Linked DNA regions of Homo sapiens: all the other regions are linked to region 1. A link is a loop called in an ENCODE intact Hi-C map of the cell type or tissue named here. Cell type or tissue: PC-9. All regions are shown on one strand. Region 1 overlaps RAPGEF4 (Rap guanine nucleotide exchange factor 4). Region 2 overlaps RAPGEF4 (Rap guanine nucleotide exchange factor 4). Region 3 overlaps RAPGEF4 (Rap guanine nucleotide exchange factor 4). Region 4 overlaps DYNC1I2 (dynein cytoplasmic 1 intermediate chain 2). Region 5 overlaps RAPGEF4 (Rap guanine nucleotide exchange factor 4). Region 6 overlaps PDK1 (pyruvate dehydrogenase kinase 1). Region 7 overlaps RAPGEF4 (Rap guanine nucleotide exchange factor 4).

Region 1 (4,000 bases):
AGGGATTTAGGAGCTCTTAGGGTTTCAGTTAAACTCCCAGCTCTGCCAATTTCTAACATGGGAACATGAACAAGTTACTTAACTGCCTTACTCATTTGTTTCCTCATCTACAGAAGGAGAATAATAGTAGCATCTTGCCCAGGGAGGTGTTCAAGAGTATTAATGAGATAATGTATGCCAAGGACTTAGCCAGTGCTGGCCTCTAGTATCTGCTTTGTGGAGACACATAGTGGGGCTGTGAAGTTCTTGTTAAGAAGAAGGGAAAGGGTTCAAAGTAGCCCCACAGAGGAGGCAATGTCTGGGTGGGTGCTACCCAGGGGGAAGGAAAACAATATGCCAGGCTGATAGCATTGCATGAACACAGGAAAAGAGTACCCGAATTTTCTCTTCTGAATTATTTTGGGCACTCTTCTTTCTAAGGATCCCTTTCAAAGTTATAAAAACCTGGCTTCCAAGCCATAGGCATTCCAGTGTCCCAACAAGACACCTTCCTCACCCCTCCTCAAAGAGCTTGATCTATTTTGAGTCTGGAGGGGGAATTAGCTTGAGTTTCCCCCTATTTTACTTCTCAAAATCATGCCTTCTTTTTTAAAATACAGAACTAGCTTGAGTTTGGAGGCTATTGTTCACTCTGACCTCCAGCTCCTTTTCCGTTATAATTACCCAATCAATACTCCCTCATTTCTGTTGTTCTCTTTGTTTGCCCCCCTCTTTTGAATGAATTACTTTGCAAAGCTTTCTATTGAATTTTGCCCTCTTTTTCCTTTTCTGTTTGTCAAGGTCATTTTAAATTTCAAACTAGCTCTCCTAACTGCCAGCCACCCCCACTCAATTGGGTATCATTGTTAAATTTGATAAGAATGTTTTTGATTTGATTCCATATTCAAGGCATTAATAAGCATGTTAAATTTAGCAGCATTCAGCCCAGTACCTAAGCCTGTGGGATTCAATTTGTTTGTGCTAATTTATTTGCATACATGATTTATGATCACCCCATCCAGACATAAAAGAAACTTGGGAAAACATACCATGAAAATTCTGGGTAAAACAAGGGCTAAGTCATTGAATTCACTTCTGTCATGCTTTTCACTCAATTGTAGTTTGAGGGAAAAGGAAGACAATAATTTTCTTTCTGTCTCCAAAGACATTAGTATGACGGGGTTCAATACTCATTCATTGTTACAATCCATGTCCCTAGAAGCGCATGTTTGCCAGTTCCCATCCCTGACACTTAATAGCCAGTGACACTGAACAAGTCACTCATTTCCAGGAGCTTCAGTTTCCTCACTGGTATAATGGTGATCTGACTTACCACAATAAAAGGATTAGTAAGATCAAGCCAGGCCGGGGTGGGGGGGGGGGGCGCTGGGGGGCGGGGGGACTGAACAGGTGGGAGGGGATTCCAAAACTCGACAACGATCTCAAATAGAAAACATTCTATTCAGTTTACATGGAGCGTAATTCTAGATAAGATCACATCCTGTTTCTATAGCCTCAGTCCCAGGATATTTTTCTAGCTTGCGGGGAGCTCTCTGAGGCAGGCCTGTGGGTTCTGGTGTAAGTGGAGATTGGGCCTGGAAAGCCTTAGAGAGGTGCTCTTGCTTCCTGTTGGCACTTGGTTCAATTCTCAGTTCTGGGAAGACTTCAGGACAACAAATGGAAAGTCATTCATCTTACCGTCCTTATAAACTTGGCTCAGACAGGAGAATCAGAAATTCCCAAGTCACACCAAGTGCTCCTCTGGTGCTGTAATTTGATAGCCCAATCCCAAACAAAGTGAGGAAGCCACACCCAAACCTTCCTCCAAAGTTAACCACAAAGATGAACCGGAATAGACAGTGAGAGCAGGAACACAAAGATAAGCTGGAGAAGGCAGCTGGCTTGTTTGGGGCACATCGGAGAGTCATGGATGTTATCACAGCAGCCCACCCAGGACCTGCTAGTTTTAGGTTATGTGAGATTTTTTAAATCTTACGTTTAACCAATTCTCCTTTTATAAGTGTCAAAGCATTGCAGTGTACAGCTGCCTAGTAAAAGGATTTGTAACATAGATGCGTAAATGGTTCTGTCATTCAATAATATAGTCTCTTAAATAACTGAAACAGGTAATGCTTCCCTTTCCCCTTCCCGCCACTCCTCACACCCCTTGACTCCCATGCGCCCCCCACCCCCACCCCCATGCGCCCACCCCCAGCTTTATATTTTGTGTGTGTTTTCTTCCTTTTTCTCAATTTGGTGTTTGGCATATTCAGAAAAACACGTGGGCTCCCTCTGGTGGTCATTCCGGTGTTCATGCATGTCTAACCTTCAAGTTTTAGTTACATGGCACAAGATATTTGGATGAAAAGTGGAAATATTCGTAGTAAATGTTATTTTCGTTTGTAAGATTCCTAGTACTTGGAAACCACCAAAATAACCAGCTCATTCACTCATTCATCCATTCATATGTGCACATATATAGTCTTCCATTCTCACATATTGTTGATATTTGACTTTGCTAAATGCAGCATGGTCTGGTCTGCAAGTCCATACAGAACAATTGAGTTCCAGTCCTGTAAGTTAAACAAATTTTCTCAAGGAATGGGGCTGTTAATCAGCGAGTTTTTATGGAATGCATACAGTGTATTAGACCAGGCATTGTGAAAAATAATTTGTTGCTCACCACTTAAAAAAATATATGAACAAGCTTTTTAATAGTTACAATGTTATATTATTTCCTTTTGTTGTTTAAGTCATATTCCCATTTTATTTCCTCTGTAGAAATTTATTCTACTGTAACATATTGTTTTCCAGGCCAGACGACTTTGTCATCCAGATTCAGCTATAATAACAAAGACTCAAACACAACAGCATCTTAAATAGATTTTTTTTTACTCATGTTAACTGTCCAAATATGAGCTGCCCAGGGTTAGTATGGCAGCTTCACGTTGTAACGTATGTTTGTGGTTGAAAGTCTCTTATGGATCACCCTCATACTGAACATGTATCAAAAATATGTACTTACATTTAAATATTCGTGTTTTAAAATCTCTTGTGACCATGGGTCTTTGTTACAACTTTTCTTCTAGATTGGGTTATGACAATAAGTAGATATATATGATCATCAAAACAAAATAAATATTTTATAAATTTCTGTACAAAAATATTAAACATTAAAGTAAATTACTATTAGAAATGCATCACTGGGTGACTTTGGCAAGTGTTTTAAAAAATGAATTATTTTAAAAAGTCAATTCATGCACCTTTAGGAAATAGCAGTTTCATTCTTCTTCTTGGTTTTTATGTATGCAAGCACTGGGAAAACTCATTCACAAAAACAGGAAGCTGGGGATGGAAGTAGTTTTAAGTAACAGTGTTACTAAATTCTTTGAATCCTAGGAAACTCATGTGTACTTCATGGAAAGCTAGAGATGATGGTGGAGTTGCAGTGGAGGGGTGGAAAGTGTTGCATTCTAGATGGATTTTGGAAATAGAGTCCATAGGATTTTCTGATGGATTAAATACGAGGTAAGAGAGAAGGTACTCAAGGGTGACTTCAAGGGTTTTGGCTTGAACACGTGGAAGGATGCAACTGCCATCAACCGAGGGAGGGAAGGATGAGAGTAGAGTGAGTTTGGAGACCTGGTTTCAAGGTCACTGTACTGGGCAGTATCCAAGAATGAAGTGTAATTAGATTTTGCACCGTACCTGGGTGCAGTCAATAGCTAATAATGATAAACATTAGACTAGAGAGTGATAATGAGATAGATGATAGGGATTTGCACTGAGTAGGACATGCCCGGGGCATGAATGAAATTAAAATGTGTCTGAAAGAAATGAAATAGTGAGACATAAATCAGCAAGAATTTTATCAGGTTTGTTTTGGCCCCTATTATATGTTATATATTTAAGATCATTTATGTTTATAAGTTAACTCTGTATATGCTTTCAGGTTTCACCTTTTAAATTAATAAAAGGTTGATTTATGTAATATTTCAAGTAAAAACAGCTAAGTGAACCA
Region 2 (4,000 bases), 67 kb before region 1:
GAGATGCTTAATTTTTCTGTTGCAACACAGATCACCCTCCCTCTTCAGATTTGAGGGCTAGTGACTTGAACACTTGCAAGTTAGGTGGTTTGGGACAAAATACCTAATCTCTTGGGAGAGGAAGTTTCCTCCTTTGTGAAATGAAGAAAGTAACATTCATCATACAGGAATTAAGAGAAGAGATGTACCTGGGTGTTAGGAGGTGCTCTCCTGCCCTCACAGGATATAGTAGTATCATTTACCCCGTGGACTGAGTGTGCAGTGGAGCACAGGGGAGGTGGGGGACTGAGTAGGATGGCAGGAAAGCTGGCTAGAAGGGTGGAACAGTACCTTTGATAAGAATATGACCTGAGACAGGATGGTGCCTGTGGGAATGAGGGGGAAAAGATGAATCTGAAATATATTTCAAAAGGGAACATGACAGAATATGGCAGCAGATTGTATTAAAATAGGGTGACAAAGAAGAAAGAATCATAGTGAGGAGTGAAAAAATGATGGGTTTATGATTATGGCAAAGTCTAATGTGTGTGTGTGTTCTCTAAAAATCAAAAAGCTAGAACAATACAGTATTTCAGGGACTTATAAACTAAGAAAAGTAAGAGAGAAGAGGAAATTGGAGTGCTCTAGTTAACTTATGTAAAGGGAAAGGGAAAAATCAATGATAAACCAATAATATAGAGCTATTGCTGACAATAGAATGAGAATTCAAAGGAATTGCTTAAAATGGCAAATCTATGTTTGGAGTTTTTCCCAGACAAGACCCACAATCATCAAATAATAAGGCTCTTCTGCAATCTTGGAACTTATTTAAGTTTTCCTGAGTTAAAAAATGCCACTGAGGGGATACAAATAGTGTCAGGGTTGGGAAGAAAAAAGAGCACGAGGAATGGAAATTCTCAAAATAGCTCGGTTTTAAAGAGGAAATGGGAGCCAAAAGATGGCTAGTTGACCTTTCAGAACATAACCATTCATTATGATTTGTCAGAAAGTTTGGCAACTGTTATTCCCTAAATAACTTATTGTGATTTTTAAGGAAATTCAAGCAAGAATCAAAATTATACCAAACCCCCAACTGGCAAAAAGGTTGTTTTCCACAAGTTCATTTGCAAGCCCTTTATAGGAGCGATGTTGTAAACATATTTAGGCTCCTTTTCAAAAGTCTACCCAACCCACCCTCGGGTCAAAGTCATGTACAATTGCAATAAAAATTAATAGCAAAACCACTTTTCATGTTAATAATTAAAGCATATATAAGCAATATTAAGCAATGACTATATAAGCAGTAAGCAATAATTAAAGCATAATAGAAGCAATAATCACCAGGATAGAAAATATTTTGAATGCTAGTGTTCAGGGTTAACTACAAGATGATATGTATGGGTTGTGACTCTTTTAAAATTTGTGTCTGCCTTCACTGACTTTGAGACATTGACTTCTTTCATTATGAAAAGTAGGATTTTCCTGTCCTTATTTCAGGCATATCATGGGTTCTACCTTTACCCATATCTGCCATGATTTGGGTTGTTTTCACAAACGAGGATGAGAGAAAAAGGCGGGTAGTGAGAGAGATACCTGAGGTAGCTGGGGCAAAAGTTGAGAGGAAAAACAGCAGGTTTAAAGTATGAGTGAGAAGGAGGTCAAAGGGCAATGAAGGGAGCACTGGACATTGAAGGAGGAACACAAAAAGGTGTGCATTTTGCTCTTGAGGGGAAAGAACATTGGGCTTCATGGCTCCCTGGATCAGCCACCAGGGGGTGCTTCAGCCTCAGAGAAGTTGTCTCTTGAGTCTGGGATTCGGCTCTTGACTGGGTAGACCTGAGGAACCTCCAGTGTACGTCCCCCGATTTAGGTCCCCCTTGTCTTCACTTCCTTCCCTGTTCAGTTTGGATACCATTGCCTATCATTTCAATCACCCTCTTGTCCATATTACTGGTTCTCCCAATCATTCATTCAGTAAGGAGTTATTGGCCGGGCACAGCGGCTCACGCCTGTAATCCCTGCACTTTGGGAGGCTGAGGTGGGTGGATCACTTGAGGCTAGGAGTTCGAGACTAGCCTGGCCAACATGGCAAAACCCTGTCTCTACAAAAAATGCCAAAAATTAGCCAGGCATGGTGGCACGTGACTGTAGTCCCAGCTACTCAGGAAGCTGAGGCCAGAGAATTGCTTGAACCTGGGAGATAGAGGTTGCAGTGAGCCTAGATCATGCCACTGTACTCTAGCCTGGGCCATGGAGTTAGACTCTGTCTCAAAAACAAACAAAACAGAAACAAAATCCAAAAGATTTATGGAGTGACTCCTGTGCTTCGGACATTGTCGTACTGGATACTTGGAAATGAATGAAGCAGGTCTGTGCCTGCCCTTGTCACCTACCAGGTCCAATACCAACCCTTCCTCAGTCCAGTTGTAGGCTTTCTCTTGCCTCCAGCCAGGCTGCTGAGCAGTGCCAGAGAAAACCACACCACTTTCCACATGGCTTCTGTGGCACATCCATCGCCGCCAACCTCACTGGACCCCTCGGCACAACTGAGCCATCCTTACCTATTCTCCTAATGCATTTCTACCCTTCTCCCCAACACCCATTTGAAGATTTCTACTCTCCTCAAATCCTTGACCAAACCACCTCCTTGGTCACTTTTTGCAAACAGCCTCACCTCTTACCATGCAAGATTTCAGCTTCCTGCCAACAAATCAATTACCTGCGTAGTCCAAATAAAACCAACTGCCTTGTGGACAGTTCAACACAGTGAAATCAAGTCTAACTCCAGGAAGCCTTGGAAGGCTAAGGAGGTCTTTACTGAAAGTTTCTTGAGGAGTCAGCCAAGACCAAAAAGGGCACTAGTCTTAAAATATATAGCTAGATTTCCTAAAAATCATCTTTACATGTCTTTCTTCCCAAAGTCTGGCTCCTCCTGGTGGCAGTTCGTTTCTTCTTGCCCTCTGCCCTCTTCCTCTGTTTCTTCACCAGCTGCCACACTCATCTGCCTTGCCTTCTTACCCTGGCCTGCCTTTTCTTATTCCTGCATGGGTAGAGCACACTAGCCTGTCTTGGTGTTGGCCACTCCCCCCACCACCCATTCCTCTTACCTCCATCAGGACGAGTCATAGATGGTTGAATAAGCAGTTTATCCTCCTTCCGAGTGAAGGGAGGGAGGCATTGCAAATACTGGCAATTATATATATGTGTGTGTGTATATATATATTTTTATATGTGTGTATACATATACACATACATATATATAGTCCATTTGTACAAATCCATTTCTAGTCCCTCAGGTTAAGATAGAAGAGGTTTTTCCTCCCGTGACCCCTTCATCTGTGTCCTGGACCCCATTCACTCTCATCCTCTTGGGATGCTTACTTTATGCATAATTTCTTCCATTTCTTATATCTTTCACCTTTTCATCCCCAGTGGATCCTTCTCATCTGAGTGTACATGGGCTTCTACCATTCCAATTTAAAAGAGAACAAGACAAAACAAAACCTTCATCTTCCCCTTGCACCCCTTTATCTACTCTATCTCCCCTTTTATAGCCAATCTTTGTCATGGAATTGTCTATTTGTTGTATCCATTTCTTCCCTTCCCAGACACTCCTCAATCCACGGTGATTAAAATTCTAACCCAGCCACTCCACAGAAAGCTGGCTACCTAAAGTCATCCCCTGCCTGCTTGTTCTGAATGTGAAAGAGAGCCTCAGTCCTTAATTTTTCTATAGCATTTGACATTGTGGATTCCTTTCCCTTCTTGAAATATTATTTTCTTGCAGCTTTTTAGTGCTCTCCTATTCCTTAGTCTCTGTAGGCTTATCTTTCTTTATACACTATTAAAATATAAGTCGTATTCAGGGGCACTCTTCTGACTTTGGGAGAAATGGGGAGATGCCATTCATTGCTGTGGCTTCCGTTAATACATACATACTATTGACTCCCATGCTTAGATCAGGCCTCACTTTGGGAGGCAGGATACAGATCCCTTCTGCTTGGAGAACAGAACTCCAAAC
Region 3 (4,000 bases), 91 kb after region 1:
TTCAGTACTCTATTTTATGCAGTCACTCTGCGTGTTCCGGTAATTCACCAAGCTGGCAATTTGTTGGTGTGATTAGGGCAGTGCAGCAAATCTCAGATGTATTTAATAGGCAATCTCATGCTTTTTATGTTCACAGAAAAGGTGGTGCTCAAACCTAATGATGTTTCAGTATTTACGACGCTCACCATTAATGGACGCCTGTTTGCTTGCCCGCGAGAGCAATTCGATTCACTGGTAGGTGTGGATGGCCTGCTCAGAGCAGCATTGCAATCAGAAAAACTTGTCTGGAGCCTAATTTTGCAGTCACACTGAACCCAGTGGCTAAAAAATCTTGAATGGTACTTAGCTTTTTCTTTTTCTGCAGTCTATTAGGTAAGCCTCAGGTGTTCATTTGAGATGCTCAGGGCTTTTGATTTTCTTTTGTGAAAATTAGCCAAGTAGCACCACTATTAGGGCATAATTCAGCTTTCAGAACTCTTTGTTGTAATTCGCCTCATTGGTATGTCCCCAGTTTAAATATTAAGAATCTGAATACTTACACCAGGATGGAAATAATTTTTCTAAAGCAAGATATCACTATTTATCAGGCTCCTTTGCATTATGGCAAAGCCACCATCTGATCTAAGAGAAATGCTGTTCCCCAAAAGCACTTTCTCTACCTTATGCAGAAAATGGCAAAGTCCAGACCCTTCCCTAAGTCTCCAAAAACACTTGTTACCCAGCATACAGACAGATCTTTCTGTGAAGAAAAGACTAATAGGACCACACTAATAACTGAGTAGCCTGCTCTCTTTTAAGTCGGTGGTAGCATCCATTTCTATTTCTCCTACCAGAATTTGGTATGTAGGTGAGTAGCTAGTAACATATCTTAGAAAGCCTAGAGGGCCAATTCAGAGGGTAGAGAAACTGGTTTCTTCAGTCTTTGGATACACGGGGTTTCTCCTTTAAGAAAGGCACAAGACCGAGCGTGGTGGCGGGCGCCTGTAGTCCCAGCTACTCAGGAGGCTGAGGCAGGAGAATGGCGTGAACCCGGGAGGCGGAGCTTGCAGTGAGCCAAGATGGCGCCACTGCACTCCAGCCTGGGCAACAGAGCGAGACTCTGCCTCAAAAACAAAGAAAAGAAAAGAAAGGCACAAGACAAGAGCTAGAGGTAAACTGCATCCAATTTTAGGGAGAGAGTTTACATAAGGGATGCATGAGTAGGTTTCAAGTTTGATCAGATCAGCTCTTATAGATATCAAGATTCTCTTCCTTGGACTTTTTAGAGGTTGTTTCAGGCTCATCATAATCCTGATTTTTTGTTTTAGAGAGTACCATTTTGTGCACTCCAGTGAGGATAGGTGGATTTTTACCATATTTTGAATTCACTTGGAGAGGAACTTAGCAAATGTGGCATTAGTTTTCCTGCTAATCCCTCATCCATCAGAGCCCATAAGCACGCTCACCTTTCCTCAATCACCAGCCTTATAAGATCTGAGTCTGCCTCCCGCCTTTCCGTATATTTTTTTAGTCATCTACATTCATTGCTTTCTAAATAAATATTTCTCAATACTGAAGGATTGGGGAAAAAAATGTCATAAATGAGTCGTGCTGCCCTCTCCTGGAAAGGAAAGCCATAAAAAGCCAGTTCAGCGCAGCCCCATTAAAGGTGCTATGTGACATGTTACTGCACGGGTGCTGGGGACTCTCTTGCCAGAGGGTTCTTGGCCGCAGTGCCAAATGACATGGCGCAGACACAGGGAGTGCAGACTGTCTTCAGCTCCCTGTGGGGCAGATACTAACTTTCTAAACCTCTGTTTGTTGGCACACAGTCCTGCAGCCTTCCAAGTTCTTAGTCCTTGCTCGTCCTCTGTTTTAAGGCCTCTGTCGTTGGAAGGAATGTCCTCTGCATTGAGTACCCTGGGCATGAACTTCTTCCCTATCAGCGCTCTGCCATTCATTGTGCTGTGAGTGGCCAAACCTTACCTGCCTCACATAACTGTGGACAATGAGCTCCTTCTCTGGCTTTCTAAAGATTCCCTTTGAGGACAGCCCATCGAGGAGGAGTCGCACAGAGGATGACCCTGCAGTAGAGAATGTTGGCCACACTCTCTGATCCATCCACACATGCTTCTGCAGGGTCTGCTCTGTGCTTGGGGCTGTGCTGGCTTCTGTGAGACACTAAACCAAGTGCCCCAGAGCCTCTGTCCTTACCGCAGTTACGCTAAAGCCAGAGAGATGAGACTAACACAAGCAGCCTGGAATAGAACAAGTCTTAGTGTTCAATGTTAGCCTTAAATTGTGTGGTCTATAATAGAATCAGTAGAGTGCTGGCAAGTTAGCCTAGTGGTTAAGGGTTCAGATTCTGAAACTTTACTCTTCACATTTTATTTAAGTATAAATATCAGTACAGAGCAAATTCCTATAAAACTCCATTGTAGTATAATGTGATTCTACTTTTGTCCATTCACTGGTTCCTCAGACTTTTATTTAGTACCTACCACATCATCGCAGGCATTGTAGATGGTTCTGGCTCTAAAATGGTCTTGAAGACAAAACCATCATGGTCCTTGTACCTCAGTGAGCAAACAGTGTAGTGAGGCACCCCCGCATGTGACCAGTGAGAATGCAGTGCAGCAAGGGCCATAGCAGAGCTAGACACAGAGGGTGTGGGCACACGAGGAAAGGAAGATGCTCCGGGTAGCTTACCTTCACCATCTCTTTGTCACTGACAATCCACACATCCCTTTTATGTCTTAGTCTCCTCATCTGGAAAATGGGAGGATAACAATGCTACTCTCCCAATTACCCCTCTCCAGCCTTAGCAAAGAAATCATGGCTCAAAAACCGTGGGGAGAAAATGCATGGGAGTTCTGTGTCTGTGGGTAAGCAGCTTTCAGATCTGTCTGTGCGATGCAGGCTCCACATAAGCTCTGCTGTGCCTTATCTGTAGGACATTTCCACAGGGCTATGTACAAGAAAATGGCCCAAGGAGGCGCTTCCTCTGGGGTCCAGGGTGAGCATTTATATTCCCCACTTCTAAGGGAGAAGCACCTTTTGCTGCTCACATTGCCTCTTCCGTGGCTCATGGAAGGGGTCAACCTGCCCTACGCCGGGAGAGAGACTTGGTGAGCCCTGCCCACTGAAAGAAAAGTTGAGACTCAACAGAGCTTTCCGTTACTCTCAAAAGGGTTGCAGGAGTGATAGACCAGCATCCACGACTAAAAGAACTTTGCATATTTCTTAATATTAGACTCTTCCCTGTGTTGTTAGGTAAACTTGTCCCCCTTATGTAAAGTTATAAAGCCTCAAGGAAAAGAAGGAGCAAGGTGTACTGGGTATCTCCAATCCTGAGGAGAGAGCAAACAGCAGGAATAACGTAGGAGGGGCAGCTCCGCAGAGCAGCAGAAGGGCTGTGTTCACAGCAGCTGCAAGAGGGAAGGAAGAACGTGCAAGGCCAGTTTGATCCTCTGAGAGGCAGTCGTAAACCCTAAAATGTATAAGCTTCCCCAACTTTTTTTACCTAGGACCTACCCTGGTTGAAATCATTCTCCTCATTTGTTTCCATATGCTACTTGCCCATCAGCTTCGGTTCAGTTCCCTAAGATTTAAAACTTTGGAATCACTTTTCTTCCCTGTCCTCTGTCCCCTGTGTAGAGTAAATTGGGAGCAACAGTATTTCGCTCCTACATCCAGGTGTTGTACTGATCACACTTTTCTGTGTATTTGCATTGCTACAGCACTTCTTTTTTTTATTATTTTTTTTTTTTTTTTTGAGACGGAGTCTCGCTCTGTCGCCCAGGCTGGAGTGCAGTGGCGGGATCTCGGCTCACTGCAAGCTCCGCCTCCCGGGTTCACGCCATTCTCCTGCCTCAGCCTCCCAAGTAGCTGGGACTACAGGCGCCCGCCACTACGCCCGGCTAATTTTTTGTATTTTTAGTAGAGACGGGGTTTCACCGTTTTAGCCAGGATGGTCTCGATCTCCTGACCTCGTGATCCGCCCGCCTCGGCCTCCCAAAGT
Region 4 (4,000 bases), 1.2 Mb before region 1:
AAGGAAGAAAGATACCATTAAACTTCATACTGTTAGTTTAATGTTATTACTAAATTAAGCCATGGAGAGATAATTTAGTTAAGTAGCTACTTTTTAAAATAAAAATGTCCCTAGTGAACATGATTGGCTATAGAAAGGTTTTGAAGAACATTTTATATATGATTTAAACTTTGTTGAGTATTTGGATTAGTTATAAGACAGTGGGGAAGGTAGCATATTTTATCTCCAGTCATTTTATAAATAGATTATTAATAAAAAATTTTTTACAGAGTATACTATCTGGCATAATTTTCAACAAAGGTTTTTCTGAGTGGGGCGGAATAGTATCTTCCTCTTGATTAAATATTAGCTTATCTGTTGTGAACTATTTGACTTCAGAGTTTTTAGCTGTCAGTAATTAAGAGTGGAGACTCAATTCTGGTCAAGATAGAACATTGTAGGGAGCAGTAAATAAATATGCTTTGAAAAACAAGCCAAATGTCATTGCTTTAATTTATTTAGCTTATGATATCTATTTGAAATTTTCAATAATGTGTAGGCATGTGAGATTGTGTTTATCAAAGCAGCATGAGCTGATTAACAGTTGAATTACCAGTTTCTCCAAATAGCTATGAACAAAGGGTTGGCTGTTCCTTCCCAGAAAAGGTTAACACTGTATTTAGATTTAAGAATTTAAGTTTCCAAGTTAGATCTACATCTTTTCCTTTCTTTGAGGTTCTTATTTCTAAATGATGTTTCCCTTTCTTGTTGGCAGATTTACCATTATAATGGAACCTGTGAAGGGTTAAAGGCTTTCTGAAGATCTCATTACCGTTAGAAAATTAGGCTAAGTGCATTTCATAATCCTTAAAACATATGCCTACAAGTCCAGTATTTATTTGTAATTTGGCCTGAAAAATACAGGATACGGATGAAGGCCATGGCTTTCAAACCTTTTTTGACAGTAAACCACAGTAAAAAATCTATTTTGTATCATGACTTAGGATGGATACTTGTTTTTCTTTTCAATATAGAATGTACTCCTTATTAAATATTTTTAAAGCATAGAAGTATAAAAACACTGGGTTTATTTTAAAAAATCAATCTATTGTTTTCCTAAAGTGGATTTTTTTTTCCTACTAAAAACAATTGGTTTAAAGAAAAAAGAGATACAGCTAATCAAACCTCTCATAACTTTTCTTTGCTGGTAGTTTTTTTTTTTTTAAACAGTCTCACTCTGTTGTTCAGGTTGGAGTACAGTGGCACAAACTGCAGCTTCTACCTCCAGGCTCAAGCAGTACTTTCACCTCAGCCTCCCAAGTAGCTTGGACTACAGGTTCACACTACCATAGCCATCTAATTTTTTTGTTTTTGTAGAAATGGGGACTCACCCATCTCTACAGGCTGAGTGTGCAGGCTGGTATCAAACTCCTGGCTTTAAGCGATCCTCCTGCCTTGACCTTCCAAGATGCTGGGATTACAGGCATGAGTCACTGTCCCTGCCTACTGGTAGATTCTTAATTATTTGGCAACTTGATGACTTTTTGTTAGAGATTCTTGAGAGCAAGGAGAATATATTACTTACATTTTTACCTCTGGTGCCATCACAGGCTAGACACCTAAATTTTTGTTCCATTATTACTAGGTCATGTCTTACCGCCTGGTAAGGGCGAATTAAAGCCATTCTGCTTTAGGACAACAACTAAATCGTATTGTTTAATTTAATTATTTTTTGAGACAGGGCCTCACTCTGTTACCCAGGCTGGAATACAGTGGTGCAACCATGGCTCACTGCAGCCTTGACCTCCTGGGCTCAAACAATCCTCCCGCCTCAGCCTCCTGAGTAGCTGGGACTACAGCCATGCGCCACCATGCCCAGCTGATTTTTTGTAGAGACAGAGTCTTGTTATGCTGGCCAGGCTTGTCTCAAATTTCTAGGATCAAGGAATCCTTTTGCCTCAGTCCCCCAAAGTGCTGAGATTATAGGCATGACACATCACACCCGAGCTAAAATGTTATTTTCACTTATTAATTTCTTTTTTTTAATGTAATGCTCTAAATCACATTGACAAGGAGAATAAAGGAAATGAAACTCTTACGAGAGATTAGTAGAGGATATTTAAACCTCATTATGAAGAGAAAGAGCAAGGGGAAGGAAGAAATTAATATTTCAGAGAGTTAAGGTTTAAAGTAACATCTTTCAGAAGGTCAAAAAAAAGTAAGGTATGAAAAATAGGTAGTTATTTAAATTTTAATATTCCGGGCTAAGAACACTTGTGTCCAGAAGGGGGCATTATTGTAACGTGGACTGTGTTTGAGTACTGAGTATCATTGATGACCTTAGAAGAGACTTCACAACTTTGGGTTCCACGCATCCCAAAAGCTCACTCCTTCCATTTCACAGTCTTCTACCAACACTCCCATTCCCTACATTCACCTTCCTTAGCTTTCTACCTTTTCCAGGTCTTTCTTCCTGATAAAAACCCCTTCTTGCCAGAGGCTTTCTTCTACTTGAAAAATAATTCAGCTATGTGCCATCCTTTGCCCTTGAGACTTCTGTGTAGTTCTGAGTGGTTGACCCAGACTTAATGCTAATTCTAAATCTAGGTGCATTCCCAGGTCCTTTGTGGTCTAAAAATATTCTAGTTGTTTCTTCACAGGCCAGAAGCCAGCAGTGTTAATTTTATATCCTTGGAAGGACAAGGTCTAAGCTGGTAGGAAAGGCTTTCTTGATTGCCTTTTTGTCCTGGATAGTTAAAGAAGTACAGTCTTTCTCACATTACCTACATGATCAGTGACTGCCATGGTTTAGCTTTTTTTTTTTTTCTTTTTTTTTTTCTTCTGTGACAGTTGTCAAAGAAGAGAATAGGTATCTGTGCTCTAAACTTCTAAGAAGCTGAAATTCATTAACATATTCACCTATGTTTATATTAATTCCTTTACTTTATACCATTTAAAACCTGTTTTAGGCTGTTTATGTGCAGAACTGTGGAGTAAAGGTAATCTGATTGAATCACTGTTCTTACTAAGCAGATCATATCTCAGATACTTGGCAAAAATTAATTAGTAATGGTTTATGTTATTTTCAAGGCTGATTAGACTTACAAACTGTCTTTAAAAATGAATTCCAGAAGTGAGTCTTTTCTTACATTTGAGAACCTGTGAGTTGATTAGTGTTTCTGTTTTGTTTTGGCCTCCTGAATGCATGCATTCATTTGTTCTCAGGGGTTTATTGAAGTCTGGGAATATAGTGGTATTTGCCTTCTTGCATAATTCTAGTATTCTTTGATTTTTCTAGATTAATTGGATTAAAATGTAGCAGTTACCAAATAACACTATCATTCCCCTTTTTAAAAATTAATATTCCTCCTTTTGTAATGATAGTAATTTTTTTCTAGGATTGTCCCTTCTGTGGTATACATTATTTATTATTGCAAAATGTAGCTGTGGCTCAGATAATAGCTAAGAGTCCTTTATAGAGTCTTTTCCATCATTTGGCTTGAACCTATATTTGGGAGAAAGAAGATAGTTCTGGGATGGAGATATTTATATAATTACAAATGTGAAGTCACTGTGATTTATTTTGGCTTTGGCTAAGAAACTGTGATAATATGGTAGCATCACCCTTTTATTTTTTATTTCTGAAACTTTTATTTCAGAACTGGCTGTTAATGTATCTGTTTATCTGTGTAATTAGTATTTAGCCTGTTTCTGTAAAGAATTTTGATTAACATTTTTTAAAAATGTAGTCTTTAACCAAGTAAAATACTGTTGAACTTGTTCAGTGGAGTCATTGATACTTGAAATCATCAGAAAGGGGGAAAAGCATGTTAAACTGAAAAAGAATTCTGTAGTTCATCACAAATAGATTGATGGGAATTTTACTAATTTTCCTCCAACCTCTGATATGTACACTTGGAAAAATTGTTTTTCTGAGTATGAAATTAGGTATGTAATTTAAAGCATACAAAATTTCTTCTTTAAAAATCTTGAAAACATTGTGGTGCCTCACTATAATTTA
Region 5 (4,000 bases), 120 kb before region 1:
TAAACATCTTCTTTCAGATGGCCTCGCTGAATATTAATCTGCAAATGAGCAGAAAATTAATAAAAGTGCTCTTTTGAATAGTCCCTATTAAATAAGTATTGAGGCATGAGCAGTATGTATAAGCGTAAAAGAAACGGTTATGTTACATCCAGAAACAGACACTTTCAGCAGCAGGCGAAGGCAGGCATTAAGCCCATCTACAGGGTTTCAGACTTGGAATCCTGACCCATGGAGATCTGGTTAGATGTTAGTGTGGATATCTAAGAGTGCTTCTTCTACATCCACTCATATTCATCCTGTCCATTCTTAATCTACCTTTCATCATACGTGCTGAGCAACATATATTAGTTCTGCTAAGTGAGAGAACATTTGGATGTCAATTTCTTTATTTGAAAATTACTCTCGCAGCACATTGCAAGGCCCTGCCTGTGATTTAAATGTAAATAAGGGCTAGCACCCATAGACTGTAAAGATAGTGAATAGTCTTCAGGGTGAAAATGTTCTTCTTGGCACCTTCTATTTCTCTGTGCCCAATTATCCCAATGCCCAACCATACCTCCCAAATTCATTCAGATTTCTAAGTATATTTGTCCTAAAAAATACTCTGAATCTGCTGAAAGTTTGAACTTGCAAACCATACTCCTTTCAGGTGAGGTTTTCCAGTCCTACTTTTAAGATCATATCTTGTAATTTGTGACTCCTTGTCCTTAAATTTGAGTGGACGCAGTGTGAAAGAGAAGATCTGGAAAGGACTGATCCCATACTTAATTCTGGTAGAAGAATTGATTCCTGAAACAAGCCCAGGGTGCTTGAGCTGATGACTGCAGCTGGGTACTCACTGGCATGGTTTTCCCCTTACAGAGGTGGTCCTGACACAGAAATACACCAAGGAGTACAGTCGGCAGCACTACCGTGATGAAATTTTGTTGTATGTGATAAAGGCATGAGTCAGGTTGAAATCTCCTGGGAAAATCCAAGAAGAAATCCAATCTTGTGTCTTTATTACAAGAGTTGATTATTGGCGAAAGACAGGCTCACGTGTGTCTCCCAGCCTCTGTATTTCCTTGTGTACTGTTTGGTGACAAACTACTCGTGTCAGGGATGGGAGGTGATAAAGAAGACTGATTAATCCATAAACTGTACAGCTAGCTCAGGAATAACTGAGAGCATCCTAGTTCTTTTGCATTATACTTCGCAAATAACCATATATATGTAAAATATGTGGATGATGTCAGTGGTATTACTTAGGGTCCATTTCAGGTTTTTAAGACATGCTGGAAAGTAAAAATTAGGCAAAAGAATTCTTTCCGAAGGGTTCAGGTGATAGAAAAATGAAATAGGCTAGTGGGAACTTCAGGGAACCTGCTATTCCAGAGAATTGTGAAAGTCTGTGATTTATCATAATCTATCTTGTGTTTTTACTAGCATTTAAAAATTGCTCAGAGAGACCTAACTCATTGACTATTGATATTTCAGTTCTGGGGATATTTTTGAGTGAATTTGTTTGCAGTTGCCTTTCTGCAAAATTTATTAGCAGGCTTTTCTTCACTTCTTCCCTGATCTTTTATTCTTTTCTGAGATATTGATTTTATTTTCCCTAACATAATTTTATATGGTAATATCTGTGCAGAAGCAATTTGCTATGGTTGAAGGAACTGGATTCTTATGGGCATTTGTCTTAGTAATGTGATTACAGAGTCACTAACTTGATCTTAATAACATTTGCCTATTATCGTATATTAGATGCATGAAAGGAAAACTGGGCTTTCTAACTCAGAGGATTACCCTTGTGTGTCTCCCTTAGTTTATAATGCCTTACAAAATTAATGTCCAGGTGATTTTGAGTGGCTATTTGCATTATTTGAAACTAGTTAGGATTAAATCCAAACATTATCACCAGTGTTGCATGCAGAGAGGAAATTACTTTTTTTGGTACACCTTAAGAAACTTTTAAATCATCGATTCATGACATTTTATAAGCTAGTCACACCGTACTTCATCGGATGCTGTTTTTACTCTGTTGTGGCTGCAGGAGGCAGCATGATACAAAAATCTTGTAAACTTATAGTCAGATTTGGTTAGAATCTGGCCACACTGCTTATCAACTGTGTGAACTGGGGCTGTGTAGATCCACCACTCTGACCCTCAGTTTCCTCATCTTGTCAAGACAGACAGTGCCAGTTTCTTATTTAAATATTGTAACTGCACTCTCTAACTTAAAAAAAAAAAACTGAGCTCAGCTTCGATAGATTTCTCCTCTTTTCTGAAAACAGATAGTAGTTGTATAAAAAGGTAAGATTCCTGCTGGCAGCTTTATTCATAATATCCTCAAAGTAGAAACAACCCAAATGTCCACCAGCAGGAGGATGATAAGCAAATTGAAGCACACCCATGTTATGGGAAACTACTCATGAATAAAAGGAAGAATCTTTGGATCCATGCAACAACATGGATGAATCTTACAGACATTATGTTGAGCAAAAAAGAAGCTAGGCACAAACCGGAGAATATCGTCTGACTTCTTTTACATGAAGTTCTAAAACAGGCAAAATTCTTTCATGACGGAAATCAGAACAAGTTATCTGAGTGTCTTGCCTGGAAAGGGGCACGAGGGGACTTTTGGGGTTCATAGAAATGTTCTGTCTTGATCTGGTTGGTAATTACTCCGGTATATATATTTGTCAAGACTTGTTGAACTATGCAATTAAATTGGGTGTTTTGCCTTGTACAAATTATACTGCAGTTAAAGAAAAGAAAACACCTACCCATTAGATGTTTAATTTTCTAATGACTAGTTTTTTGGGATCCTCAGGATGCTGTGACCATCTGTACCCTGGGAATTGGGACGGCCTTTGGAGAGTCCATTCTGGACAACACACCCCGCCATGCAACCATCGTTACCAGGGAGAGCAGTGAACTGCTCCGCATCGAGCAGAAGGACTTCAAGGCACTATGGGAGGTGAGCCCTAAGGCTTCTTTGTCAATTAATGCAGTTTCAGAAAAGAAAGGGAGCTGCCACATGGATAATGGCATTACAGTCAAGCCTTAATGTGTTCTGTTCTGAGCTGGTAGATGGAATTTAATTTTCAAAACTTGTTTTTGAAATGAGTGAGTGAAAAAGCCATTTTGACACAAGACATCCTTTTTTTTGTTTAATTTAGTGCTTGCTCAATTTTCTGTAGTTTGACATACCTTATAATTATTTCTTGAATGACCATAGAGTGTTTTATGTATTTTCTCCCTTCTTTTCCACAGATGTATTCTTAACCAGGGAACAAAATACTTTGACATTTTCTTTTGCATTTTAAAAATCATCATTGACATGTTCCCTGGGAAAGTGGAATGAATGGGGTTAACATCTGCTTCATTTAAGTGCTTTTAAAAATGATGCGCCCTATAATAAGATATGAGAAATGGAGGTACATAAAGATGTCTGGTTACTTGCCAACTTCAAAATGCATAGGTGGCACAGCAGTGAATGGATGCAACTGGTCCTAGTGGCTTTTGCATTTATCAATGCTTACCAGAGCCCCTTAAAGTATTGCACTCATTTACAACAAGTATGAGGAATAAATCATCTTACATGCAGTCATGGCAAATAGAGCACTTATAAAGGCCCAGCTAAGCCTTGCATCTTTTACACTCGTTCTTTTCAGTTCTTTAAGCCTCTGATTTTAACCTGCTCCTTGTCTTTGTCCTTAGCTCAGTATGTCCAAGTGTTAAACCATCAGGCTGCAGGCTTCGCCACTGGTCCCAGTGTGGCTAAGATTTTAAACTTGATCTAAAAAGAATTTTGTGTAATCAAATAGTTTCCTCCAGAGCCAAACAAATGGCAGATGCATTAAGGGAGCCAACCTGCAGGTGAATGAGTGATGCTTTGCCTTAAAAGTCATGCAAAGCCTTGGAAGGCCTTGGTGGTGAAACCTGTTACTTTTATTCTTGGCAGTAGTGAATAAATTGTGAGGTTACTTGTTTGAAATATTTCTCTTAGAAAGTATTA
Region 6 (4,000 bases), 340 kb before region 1:
GTTACAGAGAAGACCTTCAATTATCAGTTATAGGTTTTAAATTTACCCTGGCTTTTGAAGGAATAGGGTACACTGTTTTTTCTTTACTACTTCTATCTCTCTTTCTCTTTGACTTCTTTGCCTCTCTCTTTCTGACTCCTCTTTGTCTCTTCCTCTCTCTGACTTTTTGTGTCTCTCTTTCTCTCTCTCTCTGACTCCCTCTTTGTCCCTGTCTCTTCCTCTCTCTGTCTCTGACTTTGTCTCTTTCTTTCTTTCTCTCTGACTCCCTCTTTGTCTCTCTCTTCCTCTGTCTCTCTCTCTGACTTTCTGTCTCTTTCTCTCTTTCCTTTCTGCTGGTCTTTCCCTGCCTCTGCCAGCTGCTTATGCTGCTCTTCTCCCCTCTCCTGGAGAAGTCCGCAGACCAAGAACCCACTGGAAGGAACCAATTCCAGACACAATACGACCGAGCAGGCCAGCAAGGAAAAGCAATATGCTTTTTCGAGACCAACCACAAGTCATTTTATAGAAAGAATAAAGAGTTTTAAATGACCAGAGGGAAGTCAGCTGATACAGTACTCAAGTAAACCTCAGCTTAATCATTGTCAATGCTTAAATATTAATTATATTAAATATAATGCATCTCTCAGATGCGGGCTCTGATAGCCCCGTGGTACTCAATGGCATCTATCTTAATTAGAAAAGTATTTCAGTGTGTGTCTTTCTGAATAGAATTTTGTTTTTCTCATCAAACAGGCTGGTTTTGGTTATGGATTGCCCATATCACGTCTTTACGCACAATACTTCCAAGGAGACCTGAAGCTGTATTCCCTAGAGGGTTACGGGACAGATGCAGTTATCTACATTAAGGTAATAGCTGTAGTCTTCTTGATTTAATATTTCTTTTGATGATAAGAACAGATGTCCATACTTAACTGTAATGAAATTTAACTCTACCACATGCTGTTTAAATAGAAAAAAACTATGGTTTTTTGCTGGGGATCTCACCCATTTTGATAGATGATCCCCTAAAACTATGGGGAAAGAGATTTGTATCCTGGAGTGATTAGGACTCTGTCTATTAATAGGAAAAAAATTGGGTTAAAGTAGAGAATCATAAGTTATATATCATACAAGTTTAATTTTAACATAAAACACATGAATGGACATTGATAACGCCAAACTTTTGATGTACTGCCAAGGCTTTTTTTTTGTATATGGGTCTGCAGATTGGAGTGTCACATTGTCTTTTTTGCAAAAGCTGTACTGACAGTGCATCATTTTAGTTTCTTTAAACCAACAAGTGCATACTCTTTTTGGACTTTTATGCAGTCCTTTACAGATACCTCCTGACTGATTTGACAGCAAGTTTTATGTGACTTTCCTTCATGAGTCTTTCCAAAACATTCATCTTAGTTTTCAAGGAAACATTCCCCTTTTTATTCTTTGCTTATGTAATAAATTTTGTAATTATCATGACAGAATTGTACAAACAGATTTGGGAACAAGCACAAGTGACTCTTGGTAAGCATATAGCTTACCTAATGGACACAGAAGCACTTAGTCTGCTTGCCTGGAGTGTTCAATGCATTAAGGAGGGTTCCACACATTTTACATGGTGGAAAAACACTAGGTTCCATCATTCCCCTTCTTCGGCTAACTGGTGGCTGTTTATGCCTGATTTAGTGACTCTAGTTTCTTGTTCTGGCCACTAGATGGCATCTATTTTATAGGAAATGTTGAAGAATTTATATTGGAAAAAATATCTGAAAAGACTAAATTCTTTCTAGATGGTATTTTTTGTTTTTTTAACCATGTCAATTGCGAGGGAAAAGGGCAACATCAATGCAATGTTTTTCTTTTTTTTTTTTTTTTGAGACGGAGTCTTGCTCTGTGTCACGTAAGCTGGAGTGCAATGGCATGATCTCGGCTCACTGCAACCTCCGCCTCCCGGGTTCAAGCTGTTCTCCTGCCTCAGCCTTCCGAATAGCTGGGATTACAGGCGCCTGACTAATTTTGTATTTTTAGTAGAGATGGGGTTTGACCACGCTGGCTAGGCTGATCTCGAACTCCTGACCTCAGGTGATCCGCTTGCCTTGGCCTCCCAAAGTGCTGGGATTACAGGCATGAGCCACCACACCTGGCCTAGTGCAATGTTTTTATGACAAAATGTAACATTTTGATCTAGCCCAGGAGTGTCCAATCTTATGGCTTCCCTGGGCCACAGTGGAAGAACAGCTGTCTTGTGCCACACATAAAATACACTAATGATAGCTGATGAGCTTAAAAAAGATTGCACAAAAAAAAATCTCATAATGTTTTAAGAAAGTTTACAAATGTGTTGAGCTTCATTCAAAGCCATCCTGGGCCGCATGCAGCCTGTGGGCTGTGGATTGGACAAGCTTGATCTAGCCTGTAGATCAAGAAATTCTGGAATATTTAGAGAAATATGGAGGTGAAAGGTTTTTTGTTCTACCTTAGGGAAAATAGAAGATAAGAAGTCTTAGAGAATCATTAAAATTGTCAACATCAAAGACTTTAGCATTATCAGAATGAGATTTTCTTGTTCAGGGTGTTCTGCATCTTAGGAAATGCCTTTGGCCTGGGATGGAAATACTACTGAAAAATCCTAACTTGAAGAAGATAACTAGAAATGTAGTTTATCTCAGGTTCCAGTGACTTATAGGAAGCTGAAATACAATGGAGAATTACTGGTAATAATATATGGAAAACTGAAATCATGCATGATGCAGAAATCTTGTGCACAGTGACTGAAATTGGAGGCCGGAGAAGACACAGATTCAAACCCAGGGCCAATAAATGTTCACGAAAAAGCTAAGATGCCTTAGACATAGATTTCTATTTATTAATAATGTTATAATGAGTTTTTAAATTTTTATGTATTTATAGAGTCAATATCTTGCTTTGTTGCCAGGCCGGAGTGCAGTGGTACAATCATAATTCACTACAGCCTTGAACCCCTGGGCTTCAAGTGATCCTCCTCTCTCAGTCTCCCAAGTAGTTAGGACTACACCCATGTGCCACCATGTCCAGCTGATATTTTTATTTTTTGTAGAGACAGGATCTTGCTATGTTGCCCAGGCTGGTCTCCAACTCCTGAGCTCAAGCAATCTTCCTGTGTAAGCCTCCCAAAGCACTGGGATTATAGGCATAAGCCACCGTGCCTGGCTTGTGATGAGTTTTTTTTAAAGCACAGTGACTATGCTGAAAAAAACACTATTTCTTCTAGTAAATAATTAAAATAGAGTTCATTAAATTTATGTGCATCTATTAAGATACATATATCGATTTGTATGCTTTTACATTTAACCAACTTCTTCAGTTAGCCAACTCTGATCTGGGTCATGTTTTGTGTAAAATTTCAGTCCAGCAGCTTCCAGGATGGCTGGGGAATTACTGTAAGCAACAAACTCAGTCAACCTGCACATCAGTCAGTGCCATAGATTTCATAAATAACACGTTTCAAATATACATACCATTTAAAAGTATATTTAGGTGGTATAAGGATTAATAAGATACTAATAGAATATTATTTAATTTGTCGTAACCTTTTTGCCATTGTCTATTTTCTCAAATAATGAATTCTAAAAAATGCCAGACTTAATAGGTCTTAGGTTTTTCTTTTTCAGGCTCTGTCAACAGACTCAATAGAAAGACTCCCAGTGTATAACAAAGCTGCCTGGAAGCATTACAACACCAACCACGAGGCTGATGACTGGTGCGTCCCCAGCAGAGAACCCAAAGACATGACGACGTTCCGCAGTGCCTAGACACACTTGGGACATCGGAAAATCCAAATGTGGCTTTTGTATTAAATTTGGAAGGTATGGTGTTCAGAACTATATTATACCAAGTACTTTATTTATCGTTTTCACAAAACTATTTGAGTAGAATAAATGGAAACTGAATTCCATTTGTGCCCGTTAAACCTCCTAAAGGATGAAATTGCACCTATTTTACACTTATATTTTCACAGTTAATTGAACATATTTTTAAACAACTG
Region 7 (4,000 bases), 95 kb before region 1:
GATATAATCATGTGTGGAAAATAGCAGAGGCAGCTTCAAAAAACTCAGGGAAGAGAGATTGAAAGGAGTGTCCAAGATGGGGTACATATTATAAAGGCAGAGGAAGAGAACTACTCTTCATAAAACTTGATTTGGAGATAATGCTACAATTGTGGTGACTGGTGCTAGTAAACAGGAAGATAAAGCTACTTTTCTGCATGCTCTGAAACCTCTCTCAACAAGAAATAATCCCATTGTAAATAAATTTGTTTATTTGTTTATAAAATCCCAAGCAACTGCTTTTTTCTTCTTCTTCTTCTTCTAATTGGAACATTTGGGATTTCAGGTTTTCAGATTAGGGGTAAACATTCTGCAAATATTCCAAAATCTGAAAAAATCAGAAATCTGAACCAAACAAATGACTTTTAACCACTTTGAAAAATGAGAACCTCTACAAAAGATTGGGTTTCAATAAAGGGAAATCTCTTTTCTACACACATTCTTTCTCCTTTAAACATCGAAATAGTCTTGAAAGAATTTTTTTATTAAATTCTGTTCTCTTTCTTTGATTTTTTTCTTAGGTGAAATATTACATTTTGTTTTCCTGTGGCATAATGGCAATGTCATCCTTATCAGCTTATGCTCCTATTCCGTACTTCAGTTGACTGGCGCCCTCTGAGGCTTCTGAGCTATGTAGGAGTTTTTGCCCCCCACTAGCTGACACCAGTACGTTACAGAGTTGCTCTAAGTTGCCAGCCGTCCCTTCTCACTGAGATCAAACTGCTCTCTTTCCTCTGCTCCTGGTGCCTTTTCTCTGCTAAAGGTTGGGAAATGATATGCGTCTAAGCAAGAGTAAATAGACCGTGAAGAAGTGAGTTGTGAGTGCTCATAGTGGTGTCACCTAGCAGCTTTGATATGTGAAACAGATGCCACATTCATTTTGGTGTCTTAGAGGACAGATATGCAGTTGCTAATTGTGTTCAGATCAATTAAAGGATGTGTATAAGTGGCTATTGGATTACTGGTGTGTTGTTAGTGATTTAAATCTTTATAAAACATTATTTCTAAACTGTTGACCAAGCTGCAAACATATCCAACAATATGCATGCTCATTAATAAATAGAAGAGACAGTTTCTACAGTGGAAAGCACATGGGCATGGTATCAAAATGAGGTTTTACTGCTTTTTGGCAGTGTGATACTGGACCAGAAGTTTGTACCTCAGTTTTCTCACCTGTAAAGTGAGATAATAAAATATAGCTTGTGTGGTGGTGGCATGCCTAGCACATGAATAAACACTGAGTGAAAGAATTTCATTAAATGATAACAATTTTAGAAATATATAACCTGATATTAAATATGTTTTATGAATATAAATCATTAGAATACGTTCTTGATACTTATGATAATAAAATTATTTATCCTTATTGATACATACCTTAAATATATGATTATGACTTGCTAAAAAATATACAATTTTCAAATAACAACAATCTCTTAACCAGTATACATTTCCAATTCAGAAATCAAATTCTCAGTGGCAAGGGAAGATTGAGATCCAGAAAGAACTAAGACTAGCGAGCATTCCATTCCTCTAAGGCTTCTAAATTAGAATGTGGGTCTAGGGCTGGAAAGAGGGTGAGATTGAGTATCATTCTTCCAATCTCTTTCTGGCTTTTTGTTCCTGACTTTGAATGAGGGTGATAGTTGTAATTACTCCAGACTTTCTGAATAGAAGTGAAAAGTGAGGTAAATCTAACTTGTTGAAATGGAAATATACCTTCCACTCCATAAAAGATGTCACATCTTGGTATAATCTCAGGCTTATTTTTTTAGATGCAAATTAGTGAAAAAACAATAGCTAACAATTTTGGCAGCCAAAATCTTCATGGTAGCTTCCTTTGAATGCCAAAAATCTCTCATGTATGGACACATATGCCTGCATAAATACATGCAAAACACACCCTCTTCTGCCTCCACATGTCTATGGCAATTTCCAGGAGAAATGCCAGAAGAAGCAAATGCCTCAAAGACTCTGTGCTTTGAGGTTAAAGGTGTGATGCCTTTGGCACCACCAGAACTCAACTTCGTTGTAGCTCTGTGGTGTGTGACGTCTCAGTTGTGATATCCTAGAGCAACCTCATAGCCCTGATCTCCCATTCTGTCCATGTGATTAAACACGCTCTGTTTGGGTGTTGCCTGGTAGAATAATAACACTGCTTAGGTAAGAAGGGTATTGTCCTGAGGTGTGGCGTCCTTTTGACTTCCTCCCCCAAATGGAGCACTTCCTGCTTTCCAGCTGAATGATGAGTCATGAGAAGAGACTTGAGGATGTGACACAGGAGACCAGTCAGGCCATAATTATTTGTAAGGCATGTGTAACAAATCTGCTTTCAGCACACATCCCATCCAGGTAAAGCCAGGAAATACAACGAGGGCTGGAAATAGCTCGTGGCTAGCATCCTCAACACTAGTCATTTAGTGCTTTCAACAACCCAAAGTGCCACATCAAAGTACTCATGTTTACCAGAATTCTCATTGCAGATCTGAATTCTGATGATTATTTCTATTTTTGTGATTTCTGGCAATTGAGAAACATTGTTAGAGTTTATTCAGAGTGAGAGATTTGTGAAGTGTTTGATATATGTCTGAGATAGACCTAGGTATGTGCTATAATGGCACATAGAAATGTGGCCAGGAGCACAGTCATGTGAGAAAGCTCCCTGAGGTATGTAAGGAGAATGGCTCATATTGCATTTTAAATTGTGTTCTTACAGAACATGAGCATTACCATTTATTACTGTGTATGTCAAGAACCATGTTGGGTGTGTGTGTGTATACATTTTGCTGAATCCTAACTATGGGCTTTTGAGGCAATTATAAACATAAAAATAGCTATATGACTAATGCTTGCTATGGGCTTGTCATTATGCTAAGTAGCCATCTTATATACATTGTCTTATTTAATCCTCCTAACAACATTGGCCGGTGGGGGTGATTATCCCATTTTATAAGTAAGAAAATGGAGACTTGGAGAGATTAAGGAGCTTGCCCAGGGTTGTATGGCTAGTAAAGTGAAAGAGTTAGGATTTAAACTTGCTCTGTCTGACTTCAAAACTTGTGATTTGTACCACACCATTTTTCTCTCTTACCATCCTATGATCAAGCATTATCAGTGACGAACCAGCCAACCAACAAACCAAACAAACCAATAAACAAGTAAATAAACAAATAAATGCAGTTTCAACCTTCTTTAATGGAGTGTATGTTATAATAGAAAGGTATTCTTTTTCTATTATCTCACTCTGTTGCCCAGGCTGGAGTGCAGTGGGGTAATTGTAGCTCACTGTGGTCTTGAACTCCTGGGTTCAATCCCACCTCAGCCTCCTGATTAGCTGGGACTACAGGTGTGCACCGCCTTGCCTGGCTAAATTTATTTTGGTGGTAATGGGATCTCACTATGTTGCTCAGGCTGGTCTCAAACTCCCATCCTCAAGTGATCCTTCCACCTTAGCCTCCCAAAGTGCTGAGATCACAGGTGTGAGCCACTCTGCCCAGCCAAGAAAAATGCTTATATTCACTTGGAGAACAATAGCTCAAATATGGTGTAGTATTCCATTCTCACCAACACTTAGGAAAAAATGGAAATCTACAACCTTAAGTTAAATCCAACAAACATGAAGTGCCTACTGTGTTGGTCATGCTTCTTATGAGACTCTGGGGTGAACAATCAAGAGATACTTTGGAAAAGAGCACCCTCTTAGAATACCAGAAGAATACCAGAAGGCTGAGGCAAAAGAGTACCAGAAGGCTAAGGCTACTGTTCTCACTTTAGTCTCTCACATTGCTACATATCATTTCCTACAAGAAGTGACCTGTTGGGGGGTCTTCCCTTTGATATCCTAAAAAATGAAACATGTTTATTTCTCTGTGGATATCATGACGTGAAAGAATATCCTCCTCAAAAATATCTTCCCCATTTTAACTTCAGTACACTTCATAGAAAGATCAGAGTCATGGTA

Evidence for each region. A loop is a pair of places that touch in the nucleus more often than their neighbours do. Peaks named below come from ENCODE experiments on the same cell type or tissue, not always from the same donor. Only the 100,000 strongest peaks of a DNase experiment are listed, where the experiment ranks them.
Region 2: it touches region 1 in a loop (5-fold over the local background); 83 of 110 quality-filtered maps call a loop at or near these places.
Region 3: a loop joins it to region 1, with 5 times the contacts of the local background. A loop is called at or near these places in 5 of 110 quality-filtered maps.
Region 4: it touches region 1 in a loop (5-fold over the local background); 2 of 110 quality-filtered maps call a loop at or near these places.
Region 5: it touches region 1 in a loop (15-fold over the local background); 103 of 110 quality-filtered maps call a loop at or near these places.
Region 6: a loop joins it to region 1, with 6 times the contacts of the local background. A loop is called at or near these places in 4 of 110 quality-filtered maps.
Region 7: it touches region 1 in a loop (5-fold over the local background); 4 of 110 quality-filtered maps call a loop at or near these places.

What each region holds. Positions count from the first base shown.
Region 1 is chr2:172,929,822-172,933,821 of GRCh38, forward strand. All of the region lies in intron 6 of RAPGEF4 (Rap guanine nucleotide exchange factor 4), which reads left to right. Among named protein-coding and RNA genes, the nearest start is that of MAP3K20, 140 kb to the right of the region's middle. In PC-9, CTCF peaks have their summits at 2,311 (motif pointing left) and 2,512; DNase peaks (open chromatin) are centred at 1,630, 1,690 and 2,300; H3K4me3 peaks cover 1,144 bases; H3K27ac peaks cover 1,360 bases.
Region 2 is chr2:172,862,656-172,866,655 of GRCh38, forward strand. The region is part of intron 4 of RAPGEF4 (Rap guanine nucleotide exchange factor 4); the gene reads left to right. Among named protein-coding and RNA genes, the nearest start is that of RAPGEF4-AS1, 130 kb to the left of the region's middle. In PC-9, CTCF peaks have their summits at 1,739 (motif pointing right), 1,938, 2,876 (motif pointing left) and 3,084; a DNase peak (open chromatin) is centred at 1,716.
Region 3 is chr2:173,020,482-173,024,481 of GRCh38, forward strand. It overlaps RAPGEF4 (Rap guanine nucleotide exchange factor 4), which reads left to right. Exons shown (of 31, transcript NM_007023.4): 23 at 137-234. Among named protein-coding and RNA genes, the nearest start is that of MAP3K20, 53 kb to the right of the region's middle. In PC-9, CTCF peaks have their summits at 1,591 (motif pointing left) and 1,792; a DNase peak (open chromatin) is centred at 1,550.
Region 4 is chr2:171,701,541-171,705,540 of GRCh38, forward strand. All of the region lies in intron 3 of DYNC1I2 (dynein cytoplasmic 1 intermediate chain 2), which reads left to right. Among named protein-coding and RNA genes, the nearest start is that of DYNC1I2, 16 kb to the left of the region's middle. In PC-9, CTCF peaks have their summits at 2,264 (motif pointing right) and 2,463; a DNase peak (open chromatin) is centred at 2,291; H3K27ac peaks cover 803 bases.
Region 5 is chr2:172,811,467-172,815,466 of GRCh38, forward strand. It overlaps RAPGEF4 (Rap guanine nucleotide exchange factor 4), which reads left to right. Exons shown (of 31, transcript NM_007023.4): 4 at 2,813-2,959. Among named protein-coding and RNA genes, the nearest start is that of RAPGEF4-AS1, 77 kb to the left of the region's middle. In PC-9, CTCF peaks have their summits at 2,033 and 2,233; no DNase peak of the experiment used is centred here.
Region 6 is chr2:172,592,203-172,596,202 of GRCh38, forward strand. PDK1 (pyruvate dehydrogenase kinase 1) reads left to right here. Exons shown (of 11, transcript NM_002610.5): 10 at 733-846; 11 at 3,627-4,000. The coding sequence ends at 3,767. Among named protein-coding and RNA genes, the nearest start is that of PDK1-AS1, 38 kb to the left of the region's middle. In PC-9, CTCF peaks have their summits at 1,701 (motif pointing right) and 1,901; a DNase peak (open chromatin) is centred at 1,699.
Region 7 is chr2:172,834,326-172,838,325 of GRCh38, forward strand. The region is part of intron 4 of RAPGEF4 (Rap guanine nucleotide exchange factor 4); the gene reads left to right. Among named protein-coding and RNA genes, the nearest start is that of RAPGEF4-AS1, 100 kb to the left of the region's middle. In PC-9, no CTCF peak of the experiment used is centred here; a DNase peak (open chromatin) is centred at 2,256; H3K27ac peaks cover 2,137 bases.